Linked DNA regions of Mus musculus: all the other regions are linked to region 1. Evidence: chromatin loops called from intact Hi-C (ENCODE). Cell type or tissue: left cerebral cortex. All regions are shown on one strand. Region 1 has its middle 43 kb from the start of Gm52235. Region 2 has its middle 3.4 kb from the start of Gm36824. Region 3 holds the start of Gm36824 (a long non-coding RNA gene).

Region 1 (2,500 bases):
CAAATGCATGACTACAGACTAATTGCATGACTGTTAGGAAGGTTCCACTAGCCATACGGTGGGAGGTTTCTCTGAAATGTGTTTGCACCCATTTGTCAGCACAGGATACAAGAACTGAGACTCAGAAATATCACACTGTATATTTTTAATATATTGATCATTTTATTTTGTACTTAACTGAATTCCAGCTGAAAATACAATCTAAAGAAATATCAAAGTTGTCTCTTAGAATAGACTCTACTGGGTTTGGGTTTTGTTCTTAAGCATACAAAATATGTAGAGAATGCTAAATGATGTAGAATATTCAGGTAGCATAAAGGACCATGAAGAGAAGCAAAGCAAGGGAGGGGTAGGATGCAACAGATCGTGTAGCAAATGTTGCTTGGTGCAGGGAAAGGGTCAAGGGATGTGTCTCTAATAAGTAGGTGGCTCCTGACTACTTCTTTTGTGATGTATGGGATACCTGGGAAGACCAGAAGGGACGGCCCAGAGTCGGCTATGATCCTGCAGGTTCTTTCTTTTCTTCATAGAAAGCTTGCTGTCTCTTCAGTGGGTTCATTGACAGATGCACATGGCGCCATGTGAACTTAGAGCATGTGTAGAGAGTTGGAACTAGACATCTAGAACATTCAGAGTGATGGCATGGACCCAGGATGTAACTTTGTAGCAGAAAGATACTCAGTGCACATGTGCCCAGGGCAGGGATAGTGCGGAACACAGCATGCTCTTGAATCATTTGGTGGAGAGTGTAATTGAAGCAAGTTGAAGTCAGGAATCCAACCTGATTGGGGCATTTCAACCACCAGGTGAAAGATGATCTGGTGTTCATATATGCAGGTGTACCTGTGTAAGAAGGAGCTGGATATCCAGAGCATGTCATATGTGGAGATAATGTCATACCACATCTGGAGATGATGTCATATTGCATGTAGAGATGAGGTACTTAGAGACTGAATGGGTGTGTGCTGTGCAACAGAGAGAGGACAATGTGCTTCCTGAAAGGATTCGGAACATTTGGAAATTCCATTTCCCAAGTGGTTTGCAATGGGAGCAGGTGTTTAGGGGGAAGAAAACGAGGGAGACAGAGGAAAAAGAGCTTGTGTTTGGGCATGTTTTGCACTAGATGTCTCCTGGGCTCCCACATGGAAGTGTCCAGAAGACTCAGGAAGACAAAGGAAAGGTCTGGAATGAAGATATAAACTGAGAACTCTCCTGATAGACAGCGTCACCCCTGTAATCATGTGCACACACTGTAATGTATGCAGCCTTAAAAAAAAAAACCCTCCTGCTATTCCACTTCCCCTCCATCTGCCGCTCAGTTTCCCTGATCTCCCCTACACAAAGCTCTGAAATAAAACGGGTCTATATTTGCTATCGTTTCTCTCCCTCTGTTCCCTCCTGAACGCCTTCCAAAGAGGCTTCCCTCCCGCCCACCCGAGAGGAGATCTTATCATGGCACAAGGCAGTTCAATACTGACAATAAGCTGATTATCTCCATTTGACAATGAAGAAACTGAAGTTCAGAGAGGTTAAGGCCACTTGAGTATTCAATAGCAGGATTCAAACCCGAACCTCACTCTTGCATCTCTACCATCTTCTCTCTGCTGCATCCTCGCTCACAGCAGAATAGCGCTTGCAGGGCTTGGGAGACAAATGGCATAATTTACACTGAGCATTTAAAAAATGCCACAAAATTATGCACATAGACGATAATATTTTACCTCTGTGTATTTCTGGGTATAAATTGTTCGTGTCTATTTTCTTACGAGAAATAAAACTTGGAGAAAGACTGCAAACTTATCTTTACTTTTGGATTTTAAAACATAATTTTACATAAATCATCGACTCTTTTAAAAGAAGTGAATGTGGCTGGCTGAGTGGGTGAATGAGGGACGAGAAGCTGGTAGAGCTTTGGCTCTGTCCTTGACATCCTAAGGAATAGGGACTATGACAGGTGCTTTTCTGAGCAGAGTGACAGGGTGTGTTATCCCTCTCAGTGTTTTGGACAAGCAGCACTATGTCTTCTTCCTGGCCTAAGTAGCTGTGACTTAAAGTCAATCTTTCATTGTGGTGGTGATGTTATTTCTGTCTTGTATGGTTGTGTGTTCCTTGCTGTGGAAGCAGGAGTATCAACCAAAGAAAATGAAACATATTTGTTCTAAGATGGCTGTCTGAGAACACCTTTACTGCCCTGTGAAATCCATATAGCCAGAGGAAAACCACACCAGAGAAATCAAATGTGATGAAGGGCTTTTTATAATTCATCACTTCTCGATAGTGAATCTACAAGTCACATGTGTGTGTATTAATACATTCAAAAAGATGATCATGCCCTGATTTGGATTAAGGTGGTTAATTGTGTTACTTGTGTTAATTGTGAACTTGTCATGTTGTAGAATTACCTAGGAGGAGGGTTTTAAGGAGGTATTGCCTACATAATATTGGTCCATGAAGTCTGTAAGTGATCACTTTGCTTTCATTAATTGATATGGGAAAACCT
Region 2 (2,500 bases), 73 kb after region 1:
TTTCTCAGCTGAGCCGCGGAAGTCTCATGACACAACTTCTCCATTTGATACCACATGACATATGAAGAGCCCCCAAACACTGTCACTAGACATGTAGGTCCTTAGACACATAGAGGTCTGCTTTTTATTTCTCCTTGTCCAGATACTTTGGGCAAGATACTTGGACTTTGCTTGTTTTGCTTAGTTTTGTTTTTTGCTTGTTTGTTTATCAGAAGAAATTCTAGGACTGACAAAATGACTCAGCAGGCAAGAATTCTTGTTGCCAAACTTGTTGTGCTGGATTTTATCCCTAGGACCACTGACCCCTGCAAGTTGTCCTCTGACCACACACACACACACACACGCACACGCACACACATACACATACTACAGGCAAACCCACATACATTACTACACACCCTTTTACCCACAGATAAATAAACAAATTTAATACTATTTTTTTAAAAGAAATCCTTACATCATAATTCCTGAGTTTATAGAAAAATAAGCATCTAATCATAATATGACCCAGCTGTACCACTCTGAACCTAAAGCTTTACCTAGCACACTCCAAGCCAGGGTACCACAGAGATTATTCGTGCATGAAAGTTTACTGTAGCACTAGTCACACCGCAAAGCTATGCAATCAGTCTAGGTGTCCAGAAACCAAGGGAATTGGAGGAGGGGGAATGTGACTTATGCGTACAATGGGATGTATCTTTCAACCATAAAGAAGAATGAAGTCATATCAGTTGCAGGAGAATGAATACAACTGGAGATGATTTCACTAAATGAATTAATCCAGGTCCCAGCAAGACAGATTTTGTTCCACTTGTGGCTCCTAGATTTTATATAGTCACATGAAGTGATCTGTATATCTATTAAATGGAAAGAGAAGTGAGATTTTCTAGGGGAACAAAATGGAAAGTGATAAAAGGGATGGTAGGAGAGATGGATCAGAGGGCGGCACATTCAAGGAAAAACACATATTCCTAGGTTCAAACACTGTCCTTGTGAGCTAGATACATTTTCCATCATCCCTGTGTATGATATGATGTAGATGCTTTATGGGGGCTGTGGGCATCCACTGATTTTGAAGTATTAATCAGAATACTAGCTCCAGGGTAAATGGCTCTAGTACCCCAGGAGTGCTCTATGAATTCTACCTTCCCAGGGAGGAAGAGACTTGTGATATTACATAGTTCTGGTCCAGACTAGACGTGTCCCTGATGGTGCCTCAGTATGGATAAAGAAGAGCAAATTGAGGTAGAGCCAAATGGTAGGGTTGGATAGACACTGCATGGAACAGAATTTAATGGAGGGGATCGGGATCGGCAGTCATATACTGGGCTAACTAGAAGGGATGGAGAGGACAGCTGAGAGGAATCTATTTTTGAATGGCTGGGGTGTGGCTCAGCAGCACAGATCTTCTCTAGAATGCCCCAGGGAGGAGCTGAGGACCTGGCTCAGCAGTAAAGTAACTGCATGGAATGGCTCTGAGGTAGAGCACCTCCCTAGGATCTCCTGCAGATAGTCTGAGGGCATGGCTGAGCAGTAAGAAATTTGCTTATCACGCACCAAGCCCTGCATTCACTCCATCCCCAGCATTGGAGGAAAAAACAAAAGCAAAAACAAAAAGAAATGAAGTGGAAATTAATCTCTTCTTGGGCTTTAATTAAAAAGCACAGAGAAGGAACGTGTATTAAGTACAGGTGCTAAGCATGCAACCTTAGAGATACTGAGATGCGGAGGAGGAGGAGGAGGAGGAGGAGGAGGGGAGGGGGATAGGAGGAGGAGGAGGAGGAGGAGGAGGAGGAGGAGGAGGGTTGCAGTGTGGATTCTCCCGCTGGACGAGGACAGGCTCTGTAGCTGCACATATATTAGTGTGATTAAGGGTGGCTTCTGCTTAGAATTCTAGCATCAACTTAGTGTGTACCTTGCAATGTGCCCAAGAGGAGGATTTTGCTGGAATATACAGCAGGAGATCTTTAATAATATTTTTGTATTTTTGAAAGTCCCCATATTTATAGAATGAGTATTGGTCATATCCATCGACTAATATTCCACCCAATTCCCTCTAGTGTTTCCACATCTTGCTCCAGCTCCATGTCCTCTTTATTATTATTATTATTATTAATTTTTATTTTGGTCATTCATCACCTGGATCTGATTAGTACTGCCCATATGTGCATGGGTGTGTGACTATTTACTGTAGCACAAGCAACCTAGCAAGAGTTATATCCCTAAAGGAGAGTGACGATCCCTGCTTCAGAAACCATCAGTAGCCAATAGCTTCTGTTCCAGCTGGAGCGTGGGGGCCCCTCCATGCTGGAGCTCTGCCTGGCTTGGTCTTGTAGAGGTCTTGTGCAGGTAACTAACAGTTGCTGTGAACTGGTGTGTGTGGTAGCCATGGCATGAGCAGAAGTCGGCACTCCACAGCTCTCTTCCCTGTTGGATGGTGCCACACCCCTTCTGTATTCTCTTTTATAAAGTTTCCTGAACCATAGAGACTGGTGTTGAT
Region 3 (2,500 bases), 69 kb after region 1:
TGGAAGGGTTTATTCTGGCTCTTGGTTGAAGGAGGGATACTGTGCATGGAGTGAGGAGGGCTGAAAAGAGATGAGAAATGGCTCAGGCCCATGGCAGTAGGGAATGTGGTATGGCTTGATTCCATCAGTGAGCCAAGTATGGGGCTGCCTATAAAACTTCAATCCACCAGCAATCCACTTCCGTAATCTAGACCCCATCCCGTAATGATTTCACCATCTCTGAAAATAACACACCAGCTGTGCACCAACTATTCAAACACATAAGCCTGTGGTGGGCATGTTAGAGCCAAACCACAAGAGATGCTTAGGACAGGGGTTGCCAACATCCATGCACCATGCATCTATGAACACCTTCAGCCAGACAAGTTTCAGTTATTTCTGTCATTTTAGCTCTGTAGCAGAATCCCTGACTGCAAAATGCCAAAGTGTTCTGCCAACCCTATTATGACCAACATAAATGTTCCCGGGTATTGCCACAGGTCCCCTGGGAGGATAATCACCAGTAGTGAGAAAGTCGAGTTTAAGAAGAGAGTACTTACCTCAGCGTGCATGGCATAGAACACCATGAGAAGGAACCCACTTGGAGTAAAATGTGATGGTGTGAGTGATGAGGAGGTTTGCACCTGAAAACAGAACATAAGAGCCCATCTATCCATGGATGAAATACTTCCAATAGCTTTGATCAGGAAACACAGAGTTATGGTATTCGGAAACAAGCACTTGTTAAATTCTTTGATGTATTTTACTTTTTAGAATCTATTAAGATCCCCCAATCAAAGGAGCAGCGAATCTACTCTCAGCAGGCACACAGTCAAATCTCCCTCTTCACTATCTTTTAATTAAAACAGCATCGGCGACATTTTGATGTCAGGTTTCCGAAGAAGACTCCCACTGCCCCTCTCCTGGTGTCTTTTGCGACATTGTGCTTATTTTTAAAACTCCTTAGAATTGTTCATTTCATCTAGGTTCGCTCAGCCCTGCGCAGCCAGCTGGCCATTAAGGAAATTTAGAACAAAAAAAAAAAAAAAAAAAAAAACCTCCAGAGCAACTGTGTTCTTGTGTTGTGTAATCAACAGAAATAGCCCCAGAAGCAACAATGGTAGAAGTTAGAGTGAACAGATTCCCCTGCTGTCTATCTCAGCCCATGTTAGGACTGTATACTGCACTCAGCTCTATTGTCTGCCTGGAAACGACTATTTTTATGGAGAAAGAGAGGGAGGGAGGGGGAGAGAGGAAACAGATAAGGAGAGAGAGAGAGAGAGAGAGAGAGAGAGAGAGAGAGAGAGAGAGAGAGAGAGAGAGAGAGAGAGAGAGAGAATACGTAGCTAATGATTGAAGTTTGAATTCTGTGTCTACATTTGTTTTTCTACTCACACAGCTCTTCAGATCACGCTCTGCTCAGGCTCAGGAACAGTCAGTCACTAACTCCCTATTACTTTTGGTAACAATTCCAAGGTGGTTACTATAGCACTATACCCCTTCCGTAATCTAAATTCCATTTCCAATTTTGTCTCCTCTCACTATTTTCTGCATATTTTATTGTATTTACATGTTCTCTGTCTGTCTGTCTCTCTCTCTCTCTCTCTGTGGTGTGTGTGTGTGTGTGTGTGTGTGTGTGTGTGTGTGTGTGTGTGTGTGTGTGTGTGAATGTGAGTGGTTGCATTGGGAAGCCAGAAGTATCTTATTCAGTTCTTTCCCACCTTTTCCACCTTCATTTTTGAGGCAGGGTTTCTCATTGATCCTGGAGCTCATCAATTAGACTACACTGGCTGGCCAGCAAGCTCCATGGGTTTGCCTCTTCCTACCTTCCTAGTGCTGGAATTACAGACGTCTGCCACTATGCCACTATTGACAAGGATGCAAGGGCTTATGTAGGGTCCAGGCTTGCATGATAAACACTCTATTTTCCAAGCATCTCCCCAGCCAGTATTTCATTTTGTAATGGAGCCAAGACAATTTTTGAAAAATATATATCACAAAAGAAGACATCAGTCAGATTCCATGGCCACTGAAGGGCTGAGGATAAGCATGGGGCTTGGAGTGAGACATCTACTTTAACTGCCTTTTATCTGTTTTGTGAGACAGTATCATGCTATGTGGGACCAAGCTGACCTGACTCTGCCATGGAAGTCAGTTTGGGCTCAAACTGACCTTTCAGCCTCAGCCTCCTGAGTACTGGAGTTCACAGGCATGCACAACCATATCTGGCTTTGCTCAGCCACTTTCTAAATCCATGATACTGGCTTTGGATGCGAGACCCCAGGATTTCAGCTCTTTGCCAGACAGGAGATCTAGAGTTCCACATTCCAAGTGGGTGTGATGGCCAAGTTTTATTAATTCCCCTGACCTAAATTGGATGCAAGCCTGACTTAGATGGTCACCCATTATTTATTTTTCAGATTTGTGTCCAGGTCGCAAACGGTCCGATGACAGTGATCCCCTCTCCTTTGCGTGGGCTCCTTCCATTTGTCAAGTACCTTCCGAGTTCTTCTCTGGCTCC

The links. Peaks named below come from ENCODE experiments on the same cell type or tissue, not always from the same donor. Only the 100,000 strongest peaks of a DNase experiment are listed, where the experiment ranks them.
Region 2: a loop joins it to region 1, with 2.7 times the contacts of the local background. A loop is called at or near these places in 2 of 42 quality-filtered maps.
Region 3: it touches region 1 in a loop (5-fold over the local background); 2 of 42 quality-filtered maps call a loop at or near these places.

What each region holds. Positions count from the first base shown.
Region 1 is chr16:6,035,904-6,038,403 of GRCm38, forward strand. It overlaps a transcript of Rbfox1 not described here. Among named protein-coding and RNA genes, the nearest start is that of Gm52235, 43 kb to the right of the region's middle. In left cerebral cortex, no CTCF peak of the experiment used is centred here; DNase peaks (open chromatin) are centred at 1,266, 1,590 and 1,883; H3K27ac peaks cover 1,473 bases.
Region 2 is chr16:6,108,858-6,111,357 of GRCm38, forward strand. It overlaps a transcript of Rbfox1 not described here. Among named protein-coding and RNA genes, the nearest start is that of Gm36824, 3.4 kb to the left of the region's middle. In left cerebral cortex, no CTCF peak of the experiment used is centred here; a DNase peak (open chromatin) is centred at 1,347.
Region 3 is chr16:6,105,258-6,107,757 of GRCm38, forward strand. Gm36824 (a long non-coding RNA gene) reads right to left here and starts at 1,473. Exons shown (of 4, transcript XR_875875.3): 1 at 1,375-1,473; 2 at 540-623. It also overlaps a transcript of Rbfox1 not described here. In left cerebral cortex, no CTCF peak of the experiment used is centred here; a DNase peak (open chromatin) is centred at 969.